3 separate regions of the Homo sapiens genome follow, and regions 1 and 3 are each linked to region 2. Evidence: chromatin contacts called from ENCODE Hi-C or POLR2A ChIA-PET data. All regions are on one chromosome and are shown on one strand. The core of a region is the stretch at or near the end of the contact, and the rest is flanking DNA. Distances in the headings are between cores, read along the strand shown.

The links. A loop is a pair of places that touch in the nucleus more often than their neighbours do. ChIA-PET counts read pairs that join two places held with the same protein, here RNA polymerase II (POLR2A). Pooled maps may share reads with other maps.
Region 1: a loop to region 2 is called in a map with no recorded cell type, with 17 times the contacts of the local background. The contact joins the enhancer-like site here to the promoter of LINC01571 in region 2. A Hi-C loop is called at or near these places in 6 of 37 single-sample maps with no recorded cell type and 2 of 50 pooled maps. POLR2A ChIA-PET finds 5 or more read pairs at or near these places in 1 of 52 experiments (OCI-LY7).
Region 3: a pooled map shows a loop between it and region 2 (2.5-fold over the local background). The contact joins the enhancer-like site here to the promoter of LINC01571 in region 2. A Hi-C loop is called at or near these places in 2 of 168 maps with a recorded cell type or tissue (head of caudate nucleus and mammary epithelial cell) and 2 of 50 pooled maps. POLR2A ChIA-PET finds 5 or more read pairs at or near these places in 1 of 52 experiments (Panc1).

Annotation. Positions count from the first base shown.
Region 1 is chr16:51,406,456-51,410,352 of GRCh38, forward strand. The region is part of intron 2 of LOC102723323 (a long non-coding RNA gene); the gene reads right to left. Among named protein-coding and RNA genes, the nearest start is that of HNRNPA1L3, 240 kb to the right of the region's middle. Within about 2 kb of position 1,981, at least 3 of the 41 ENCODE cell types and tissues checked have a DNase peak (open chromatin) inside an H3K27ac peak, as active enhancers do.
Region 2 is chr16:51,760,223-51,763,849 of GRCh38, forward strand. It overlaps LINC01571 (long intergenic non-protein coding RNA 1571), which reads left to right and starts at 2,297. Exons shown (of 3, transcript NR_110916.1): 1 at 2,297-2,353. LOC105371257 (a long non-coding RNA gene) reads right to left here. Exons shown (of 4, transcript XR_001752182.1): 3 at 1,708-2,194.
Region 3 is chr16:51,323,982-51,327,916 of GRCh38, forward strand. No RefSeq gene overlaps it. Among named protein-coding and RNA genes, the nearest start is that of SALL1, 170 kb to the left of the region's middle. Within about 2 kb of position 2,335, at least 3 of the 41 ENCODE cell types and tissues checked have a DNase peak (open chromatin) inside an H3K27ac peak, as active enhancers do; they include mammary epithelial cell, where a contact is called at or near this core.

The DNA.
Region 1 (3,897 bases), core at 731-3,230, 350 kb before region 2:
GTGTGTTCCTGTAGTCCAACTATTTGGGAGGCTGAGGTGGGATGATTGCTTCAGCCAAGAAGGTCAAGTCTGTAGTGAGCCATGAATGCACCACTGCACTCCAGCCTGAGTGACAGAGAGACCCTGTCTCAAAAAAAAAAAAAAAAAATCTCTGAAAAGATTATGCTTGGTGTTTTCCTTAGCAGTCACACAATTCCAGTTATCATGTTTTCATGGTGAAGTTAGAAAATAAAAGAGAGTTATATTTCTAGCTGTAGAAACTATATTTGTTTGTTGTCATTTAAGTGGCCTGTCTGGTACTCTACCATGACCGTACTTCATGAGAGTAACCAACAAAACCTGAATGTACTTAGTGTGTGGTAGGTGCTCATAGGCCTGAGAGACAGATGGCGGTTATGATGAAAGACAAGAAAGACATTGATCTTCTGCTTTTAATTTGTGAAACAGCAAGACATCCACCAAGACGACATTTTGAGGTGGAGGTGTTTCCTATGTTGTGTCAGCTATTCTTGTATTTTAACAGAATCATAGAATATTGATGGGAAGGGCATAATTACTAGGAAAAAAATCATAGAACATTGATGTTAAGGAACAATGTTAAGGTCTACCTAGTCCAAAGCCTTCCTTTTACAGAAACAGCCCCGGATGCCCAGTGAGGGAAAATGACCTGCCCAAGGTCACATGGCCAGTTAATGATAGAGCCAGGAGTAATGCTTGGGTCTCTGAGATTTGCTGTTATTTAATCCCATCTTAACGGCTATGATCAAAGGACATAGTTTCTCTCACACATAAAGAAATAACTTGACTTTTTTAAAAAGCTGGCTAGGTGACTAATGAACTATGTCTACCGTGAAGTGGGTATCCTTAGTCAACTGCCAAGGCCTGTTTGTGCATGTGCTTTTATTTCTGCGTGACAAGCCCTCATTTGGATGCACAGTGAACACACATACCCCTGTGGAAAGATCATTAACTGAGTTGTGGTGGGGCCCACCGGTGGTCAAACCACATGTTTGTGTGTGCACAGGTGGAAATGATGGTCATTCTGAAAGTGTTCACCTCCTACCACCTTGGGGCTGTGTCTCAAACATAGAAGTTCCCTCTCCTGGGTAGTAACCCTCTTGTCTTAATTAAAAAACAAAATCTATACTTGCAGATTGATATCTGCCTATCTATCATCTATCTTCCTCTGATATATGTGTTTGTGGGTGTGCTTGGTGTGTATGTTTGTGCATGTGCATGCACTTACATATATAAAATGACAAAGAGATACATATTTTCTTATCAGATGGCTTTGTCAGGGATCTTGTGAAAAAAAAATAGGCATACACATACAGTTTTTAACCCAGTTATGACCTTCTGCATCAAAATTGGGTTTTGTAGGGTTTGGTAAATTACATTGCAATCTACTACTCATTCTGACATTAAGTATAAATGAAATTAAACTGTAATGAACAGAAAACACAGCTTTAAAGAAAAAAGAAGACATTAAAAGAGAGGCTGCTGGACTATATGCCCTTTCTGAATACTGGGGCCTCAGATTTTGTTTCTTTTTAATTTATGTTTGTGCCATTTGAACCCCCCTCCACAAGCCCCTCCTGGAGCAGCCTGGACAGCCCTTATGAGGTGAGACATCAAGCCCTTCTGATTCACAGCACTGTAGGGCAGTACTACTGCCACAGATAAGTTGAGCCTAAGCCACATAATTTTAGGATCTACTTTAAAATGAGAGCCCGGGCTTAGAATTTTTCTCCAAATTCTGAACATTATAAGCCAACAATGAGAACAACAACAACAGCAACAACAACAGAAATAACCCAAAGCAAATGCCCCCCAGTTCTTTTTGCCCTAATTTTTCACCAATATCAAACTCTTAACTTTCTGAATGTACAAAGAGATTCTTATTTTAAATCCAAGAAAGAAATGACCTCTTCAAATTCATAATGAGGTATGCATTGAACGGAACACAGCCCAAGGTGAGTCATTCATTAATCATAAACAAAACAGCCCCTGATCAAGGACACATAAGCACACACTGTAAAAAGAGGCCAGGTTACCCAATCCCTTTATTTAATATTAACTACATTATGTTTTTCATGTGAGTTCTGAGAAGGTGATTTTCTCACTTTATTTGTAGCCAGCTCAGTGTGAATGGATAATTACTTCCCTTAATGCTGTTTCCCCTGAAGGTTAACCCTGTTCAACAAGACACGATTGAATCTTGCCTCTCACGGTTGGGTGGGGCTGGAGTGGGGGGAAGGGTCTGCATCCGTAGCTAAAGACTTTTAGCTGGAATTCTTCAAGGATGAAAACATCCGCCAACAGGAATATTTCAAATGACATGAATAATATTTGTGATTAATAACAGCTAACCAGAGAAGTACAATCCAAGAAATACATGATTAGCTTATTACAGACATCTGATGTGCTAATTATCTTCAAAAATTTCATTGCTGATGACTGTTTTGGCAGAAATTTGAGCAAGGGAAGAGGAAATTTAAACTTTTATGTAAGTTGGAAACAAAGCATTTGGGCAATTGGACTTTAGAAGACCTGGGAATGGTATTTGGTATTTAATTCTGTCTGATGAGGAGGAAATTAAATAATGAGAATAGAAATCAGTGTGAAGATTGAAACTTGAGTCAACGAGAACTTGGCCGTCATTGTCAGAAGCTCTTCCTTACCTTCCTTGACAAAAGGCTCCTGGCCCTGAAATGAACGGGTAACATGATGCGGTTTGGCAAGACTTGCCTGGGTGCCAGTCATGGGTGTGTATCACTGCTTGTGGAAGACCAACAGTTCCCTAAGGATTTGCTTCTCATTCCCAGTGGAGACCTCTGCAGCACCAGCTACTTTCACTGAAGCATCACAGAATATCCTAACACATGGTAGGGGACCCAGGAGAAAGCCATACAGCTACTTCTGGGAGGAGCCTGGAGTACACACTCTCATTTTACTGATAGAAAAGCTGACTCCCAGAAAGGATGAGCAAGTTAGCAAAGATTTCAAAAGGATGATTGAATTCAGGCCACAGATAGCCAGCCATCTGCTGTGGGAATAGTGAACTGATATCACAGGGCCATTTGCGTAACCACACATGTTCTCTGTCTCACTTTCCAGAAGTTTACAATCAAGAAAGACATTTTGATGTTGATGGCAAACAAAGTAGGCTTAAAACACTCCTCAATTCAACTGCAAAGAAGGAGAGGCAGACTCTCCAGCAGGGAGACTCCCCATCTCCAGCCCTCCTTTCTGTAGCTTCATTGCCAAGGTGCTCCTTCTTTTGTTTCTTTCTCTACCATCCCCTAAGCGGATTGGGGTATCTTTGTATTCTATTAAGTAGGTGCAAAAGTAATGCAGGTTATGCCATTATTTTCAATGGCAAAAACTGCAATTACTTTTGCATCAACCTAATACATTCTGGAAGAAAAGAAGCAGGGGTCACAGCAGGCAACTGCCCGGGGTAGTGATCAAGACCAACGTGCACCTCCCAGCCTGGACAGGAGTAGTCAGATTTATGATTCTGATCCCCAGAAAACCAGATAATCCGCATTAAGCAAAGGTCCGCAAAACAATGAGTTTATCAGAGCAAACCAAGAGTTAAAGCAGAATGCTCCACTGAATGCAACTTAAGCCTCATGAGGACTGAGACCTGTGCTACCTTATTTACTGCTCTATCCCCCTTCAGACCCCTCACCCACTGATCTAGAACTGGTCTGACCCAGATTAGGCACTTATTTCTAGAAAGAACAACTGATTTGAACATTTTGAGCACCTACGTGGTGCCAGGCTGCTAGGCAACTATAAAAGAGACAAAACCACTGCCCTCAATGAGTTCTCAGTGAATGCAAACAGAAGAGAAGGTGATGAACCCAGTGGACTAGTGGCCAAGGGAGTGGA
Region 2 (3,627 bases), core at 1,047-3,546:
GTATGTAGCTGCCGGGTTTTGAGAAGGCTGATGAGATGTGATTATCTCCAAGCAGAAATATCAGGGTGGTTAAAAGATAATTTGAAATGAGGTTAAAAATGAAGCGACACTAAGCTTCTCTCACTTGTGTCAAAACAATCCCATCTTTTCTTTTCTTTTCTTTTTTTCCCCTTTCACTTTGATGACATTTGCTCATATTGGAGGTGGAGACATTTCTCATAGCAAACTGTAATCCTTGACTAATTTTAAATTTAATGTGGCTCTGTTTGAAAGACAGCTCTAAATTTTGATCCAAAATCAACTTCTGGATATTACAGAAAGAATTTGCAGTGTTTGTAATATTTGGTGAGCCTTAAAAGTTGCTATTTTTCACACAACTAAAGTTTCATTTCACTACGTTAACTATATTCACGGTATAAACAGCATATGTTGATATGATAAATGACATTTGGTTAGAAAATGTCTTTGAACTTTAGCTTAAAAAATGAAAACAGGTAAAAAGAAAAAACAGAATCAAATGTTAAAAACCATATGTTAGTAAATGAATATTCTCTTTCAGATTATTTAATGACCTTAAATATAATTACTGCTCCAAATGAGAAAGTTTCAAAGCCTGAGAATATTGCTTACTTTGAAAAAATGTATTTTAGTATTAGATATATGTATTCATCATCTAAGAAAAAGAAATCCACATAGCGATATTTACAAAATAAAGCAGTAACATAGGTGAGGAAAGTTAAATATTATCTCTATGTACATTAAGAGAAACAGGAATTGAGTCGCTTGCTGAAAACTTCTAAAAAGTCCATGACAAGACTTCAGATCTTGTTCTTTTGTGTAAAAGATGCTCGGGCCATTCTGCCAGTTTTAAAAGATTAATGAACATTTAAGAAAAAGAAGCCCAAAGTTACCGTGTACACACACAACAGAACAGCTGTGTACTCACTCTTTAGGGCTGTGACTCACAGTTCAATCTGAGCAAGAAATGCTTGGAAATTCTAAAACGCGACATTCACCTCCATGTGGAAGGAAAGGCCTCAATGTTCCCCTCCATCCCTGCTTAATCAATCAGTTGTGAATCAATTCTGCAGTGACTAATCGCCCCCAAACCCCCTTGCTCCACCATCTCTCCCTAGTATGCGGTGCTAGAGATGTTTACGCTGATACGAGGAGATGACAATTAGTCATATTTATCCGTGCTGGGTCCATTTAATCCCCAGTGTTTTTACTCATGTCAAATCCATTATCCCAAACAAAGCTTCATACATCTTGTCGGAGATGCTCACAGACTTGCCTTGTTTACTTTGAGAAGACAGATTTTATGGCAACATTAAATACATACTGAACCCTAACTAATGGAGCCACTTGGCATGGTGAAGCAATTGCACTGGCAATTCCTATCACCCTTAACCCATTGTTGTTTAACTGGGTTCTGAAAACCCAGGGACTTCTGGCTGTGCCTTGGGTGTTCCGAGCATATCCTAAATTTTCTCCACGATTCTACATTTATGATCATTGCACCTCAGTGTTTCCAGCAATCACATAATGCAACCCCCTTCCCCCCAGTAGCCAGAGACACTTTTTCCCGAATGCCTTGAATCTCCTCCTGGCCGCTCTCATGAGTAATTTTTGAGCCTAATAAAGGAACACCTCCCTCCCCGTTTGTTTATTTAGAAAGACAAAATGTTAGGTGCTCTGTTTACTTACATTTCTCAGCACTTCTTTGTCTTCCAAACCATTTTAGCTCTTAATATGGAAGTTTTATAAGTTATTTTATCAGAAAATGCAGACCTTTGCTAGTTGACATGAACACTTAGGATGAGGCTGAGTGCTTGGAAACCCCTGACTTCACCAGGAAAAAAAAAAAAAAAAAAGTAATATGTGGCATATGTTAACATCTAGGCCTGAAAACACAGCCAGTAAGAGTGGCGCACACTAAAGGAAATCACTACTTAATTCCACAAACATTTGTTTCAGTCCAGGAATGGCACTAGAAACTTTGAGCCGTCTGTCTCCTTCCCTGAGCCGGTCGGGCACACGAGGGTCCATAACGTGCGGCGCAGCGCCATCTGCTGGCAGGCCACTCCTGGCCGCCCCAACAGCCGGCAGCCGCGGATGGCTCTGAAATCCACACGGCTTGGTGCCTCCACCTTCGTCCCCCGGGGCTTCTCGCTGCTGGGGAGTCCTGACTGTACTAAAAAAAGAAAGAGAGAAGGAGATTGTGCCGGAGAGAAAAAACAGTGCTGGAGAAACCGTTTCCAAAGATCTATTTAACATGTAAACGGAGGAAGATTAATATCTCTGGAACAGTCCCCAAACGTCTTGCCAAGGGCACAGGTTTTCAGCTTTAAAGGTGAAGTTGAGTTTATTTGCATCTAAAGCAAACAGTTGTTTCTCCTCCTTTCTTTCTCTCTGTTAAACATCGTATCCTAACCATATCCTCTTTACACTCCGGCTCTGCGTGCTTCTTTATGGAGGGGAGGTCGAGTTAATGGCAGCTGTCTGGGTGTCCAGGTTAATTCATTTCCTGGCGGCGTGGCGGTGGTGGTGAGGGGGATTCTGAAGTGCTTTTGGAGACACTGGGGCTCTGTTTGCCCATCCATTCCAGGAATCAGTGGAGGGACAGCCCCTCTCAAGGGCAGAATCTGAGGATTGTGGAAATGCAATCAACACACTTATGCGTGCGCCCACACTGCTTTGAATGGGATCCCAGACTCCAGGGAACTCATCTCTGATAAATTGCAAAAGACCCAAACTAAATGGACCAAAGAAGCAGTCATTATGCTTAAGGGAGGGACCTCACTGTAACACAGAATAAAGTGTTACCTGCAATTATTTTTTAAGGTTGTGGGGGAAATCTCGGTATCCCAATTCTAACTACCCGGCCTTTTGCTAACTGACTGCAACACTGACTTCCAGCATCTCACATCCTCTTCCTCTCTCTATCTTGCTCTATCTTCCCACTCTTACCCAGTCCCATAACAAACAGGTTGGGGTGGATGCCCTCTATGTCCACATTACTTAGGGAGAAAGGGGAGGCTGGATCCATTCCTGGTTTCCACCTAAGGATGATTTGTTTAGGCCCCTGTTGTGAGGATTCTGTGATCCTTGGTGCCTGGTGGCTCACAACAGGGATTAATTGCAATTGTCTTTGTGTATGGAAGGGACTAGGCTTTTTCTTAGGGCGCTCAGCACAGCACTGCCTGCCACTGAGACGGTTCAGGGCACAGAGCTCTCTAGGCCCACAAAGAGGTCTGGCTCTCAGGACAGCCATGGGAGGGGCCTATGTCATCAGGAAAGGGCGTTGTTTTCTCCAGGGCTGCCTCTCAGCCTAAAGAGACTTTTACTCTAATGCCATGAGCTGTCCTTTTGCAGACTAGCAACCGGCTGGTGAGTGCTTTCAGGGGATTGCTTCTCTCTCTCTCTCTCTCCTTCATACACTTTTAGAAACAAATACAGTCAGAATCATTAATTATAGAATTGGAGGCCTAGGGTTGCCAGATAAATTACAGAATACCCAGTTACATTTGAATTTCAGAAAAAGAATGAATAGTGGTTTGATTTTAGTGTAAGTATGTCCCAGATATTACGTGGGGCATACTTACACTAAAAGATATTCTTTGTTTA
Region 3 (3,935 bases), core at 1,085-3,584, 440 kb before region 2:
AAAACTTGGAGCTCCTCATTTAGCTCCAGATGAAAACAATTCAAAGATAGATTTTCCCAACAGGGACCACTTGTCCATGTCTTTTCTTTTTTTTTTTTTTTATGAGTTCTTCTCTGAATCAGCATTCAGCAGAGAACAGATGTTGATTTGGGGGCCTCTGCTATGTTTTTCCATTGTCTGTTATTATGTTTCCAGAGCCTTTCCTAACCAAGGAAGGCTTCATATTTAGGCATATGACAGGGGTATAGAAAAGGTTTTTTTCTGTGATCATTTGGTGGTGTCAACCCACAGGTTTATCTTCAAAATTCTAAGACCAGCAAGAGGTTCAGTGCAGTGATTGATTAGCAATATCTTCCACGACTGTGGGAAGGTAGAGCAGGCATGCATGCTACACATTAGTCATCCTTGTGCAAGGGGCCTTAAAGGCGTTGAACCAAAACTAGGGGCACTAGGTGCATCAGATATGGTCTCTGCCTTCAGAGTCAAGTGAAAAAGACAGATAATTAAGAGATTAATTACCACAAAATGACAAGAGGCAATGCTGTGGATATGTATAAGAACACAAGCTAACACAGAAGAAAGAAAAGAGCAATTTTTCTTGTGGCATAGATAAATTTTGATTATCTACCCTTCTTTGGGGAGGGAAGATAGAAAAATAATTACGTGTATCTTAAAATGCACTATTCTATTTTTTTCTCCAATCCATTTACATGTCTAATTATGATTTTCTCAGATTAGTATTGAAATGCTATCTCATTGCCTGAATACACAAACCAGATAAGAGTGCAGCTAGAAGCGCTCTCTAAGAGATGACAAGGTGCCGTCTCCCTGTCATTGTTTTCTGTAAATGAATCATTTGGAGTTTATTGATGGTTTTTGCATATATTTCAAACTTACATTTGAAGTAATATTCTAACAAGGTGATTAAGGACACTAACACTATGGCATTACAGCATGACACAATGGCTCCTGTTCCCTGTACCCCTCCCTCCCATCAGGAATGAGGTATAGGAGCTTGAACAAGTCACTGAACTCTTGAGCCTAAGAATTCTCATTTGAGAACCACTCTTGATAACATAGCTGATGTGGATAAAGCCCTTAATATAGTGCCTGGGACACTGCAGTGCTCAAAAGGGATGGCTACTGCATGTCAAAAGTCATCTAGGCAAGGCATGGTGGCTCATACCTATAATCCCAGCACTTTGGGAGGCCAAGGAGGATGGATCCTTTGAGGTCAGGAGTTGGAGACCAGCCTGGCCAACATGATGAAAACCTATCTCTACTAGAAATACAAACATTAGCCAGGCATGGTGGCGCTTGCCTGTAATCTCAGCTACTCAAGAGGCTGAGGCAAAAGAATCACTTGAACCCGGAAGGCAGCGGTTGCAGTGAGCTGAAATCTTGCCAGTGCACTCCAGCCTGGGCAACAGAGTGAGATGCTCTGTCTCAAATAAATAACAACAGAAAAGTCATCTATATGCCCATGTGTGTGAGAGTAGGCTCTTACACATCTGTAGGATATCCATACCAGAGACCCAGATGCCTGGCTTCAGACTATATCAAGATAGCACATCTATTGCTGAGCCTGGGTTTGACGCCTCCCTTGCTCAGAATCTGTCTTTTGTAAGTGCGGGGGAAGAGATCAAGAAATTGGTTTCAGATTTTTAGCTATGCTGGGGAGCCAAGAGTTTATCCTAGCCAAATCTGCCCCTTCTTGCACTTTGGCCATGGTGTGAGAACTCGTGAATTGTGGCCACCTGACAGTGAGGTATGGGAGCCACCTTAGGGTCCCACAGCTCCCAAAGCCCACTGCATGCAAAGGAACCCAGGTGTGTAGTGCACACAGGCCAGAGCACCTCCCTCTGGGCTTGGCCCAGACCACAATGCATTTGGCACTGGTCCTATTTTCTTTTAAAATTTTAAGCCTGTGAGTGTTTTTAGGGGAATTTAATCCACATGTTTTTTATTCATTTGCATTTAACTCATAAAAATGCTATTTCTAAAGAGGTGGTGTATGACCAAGAACCACTTCTTAATTCTTCTTTCCTCTTGCCTTCATCTTTGTTCGTTGTCATCCTCTTTCTTCTCTGCCTCCACCTTTTCCTTCTCCTCCCTCCCTTTTCAAGTCTTTTTTTCTCAGAAAAAGAGATTACTTTCCACCCTTCTTATTCATCTAAATATCTAAGGTCGAATGTCTGAGCTTGCCTGGAAGTTAGCATCCATTGATGTGAATAAGAGATATATGACTTCTTCCAGGGCAAAACCTGAAGCGTTATTTCTGTTTCAATGCTTATTCTGTGGATGCCATCACGGGGTGCATTTAGGATCATGCTACTTATCTCAGGGTAACATTAGTCATCCTGATGACTCACATGTGGGTGGAGATAGAGCAGATGGCTGGGAGGATGCTCTGCAATGCAGAGTTTCTGGAAATTTGGGGTTTGAGTGCATATCTTCAGGCTCTAGAGCTCCAAAGGAGTCAGCATCCTGACAATCGTAGTTTTGGACTCGGGATTTAAACCAGAACATCTGGTTACCTTCCAGATGGCTGCTTGGTGTGGGGACCTGTAAAGTGGCCGAAGCACTCAAGCATGCACATGGAAAGACAGAGGGGCAAGACTGTCTCCAGGTCCACTGCAGGGAGTGGACTGCAAGGGAAGGCTGGGCAAAGCCTGTGCCTTTGTAACACAGTGACCACACCCTCTAATAAATGTCACTCTTCACTTGCCTCAAACAACTCCTCCTTCTATTGGGAGATGCTAGGAAGGGAGAGGTCAAGAACTGGGCTGAAGCATCATTCCTGACACAGAGGTGTGTGGTTGGCTGTCTTCTGCCCTGTGATTAACGTTCTGTGTGTGTCTGTGTGTGTGCCTCTGTGTGTGTCTGTGTGTGTGTGTGTGTGTGTGTGTGTGTGTATTCCAGTGAAAAGAAAACCATATATTTTTATTCTATTTTCACAGTATGTAGATCAGGGTTCTGCAAACAATGGATACTGAATTGAAATTTGGTTACATTGATATCACTTTTGACCATCTCCCAGAAGATACAGGGAAGCACACAGGTTTCAGATTTGTGTCGCCATTTCAAACCTAGGACTTGAGTTCTTTTCACAAAGTAGTTTAATTTCCCCTGGGATGTTTTAGGGGCAACCCGTTCTCCAGCTTCTTTTACTGTGGATTGGGAAAGAATTCTACACTAGGACTCAGAAGGCCTGGGTTGGAGAACTGGCTCTGATTCATTGGCTTACTCATAGCAGCAAAACACTTCATTTCTCTGAGGCTCATTTTCATTGTCTTTAAAACAGAGACCCTATAACCACAGAACTTTGAAGATCACCTAGTTCAGCTTACTTAATTTTATAGATGAGCAAACTAATTCATATTTGGACTATGTAGAAACAGATACTTAAATCCTTTAGGGAGGAAGCATGCATAGCAGGTAGAGAGCACCAGCCCAAGACTGCCTGGATTCAAATCCCTCCTCAGTCAAGTACTGGCTGTGTGACTTTAGGCAAGTTACTTAAGCTCTCTGATCCTCAGGTTCTTCATCTGAGAAACAGAGTAATAATAGTACCTACCTCAAAGGCTCTCAAGAACTGTCAATATGAGAAAAGGGCTTGGAACAGCACTTGACCCATGGTAAGGAGTAAGAGTTAGCTTTTCTTATTCACCCCAAGATCATGCAATGTACCAACAATATTGATGGAGCTTAGAGCCCTATCTTCTGAGGGCCACTATCCTGCTGTTCTCAGCACAGGCTGCATGTTAGATTCACATCTGATTTAATATTTTTAAAAAACCTTCCCTGGGCAATTCTACTCCACAGCTAGGACTGAGAACAACTGTTTTACATATTGCCCTCAACTACTTCAAAAGACATATATGTGTGTGTGTGTGTGTGTGTGTGTGTGTATGTACATATAAATATATTAAATA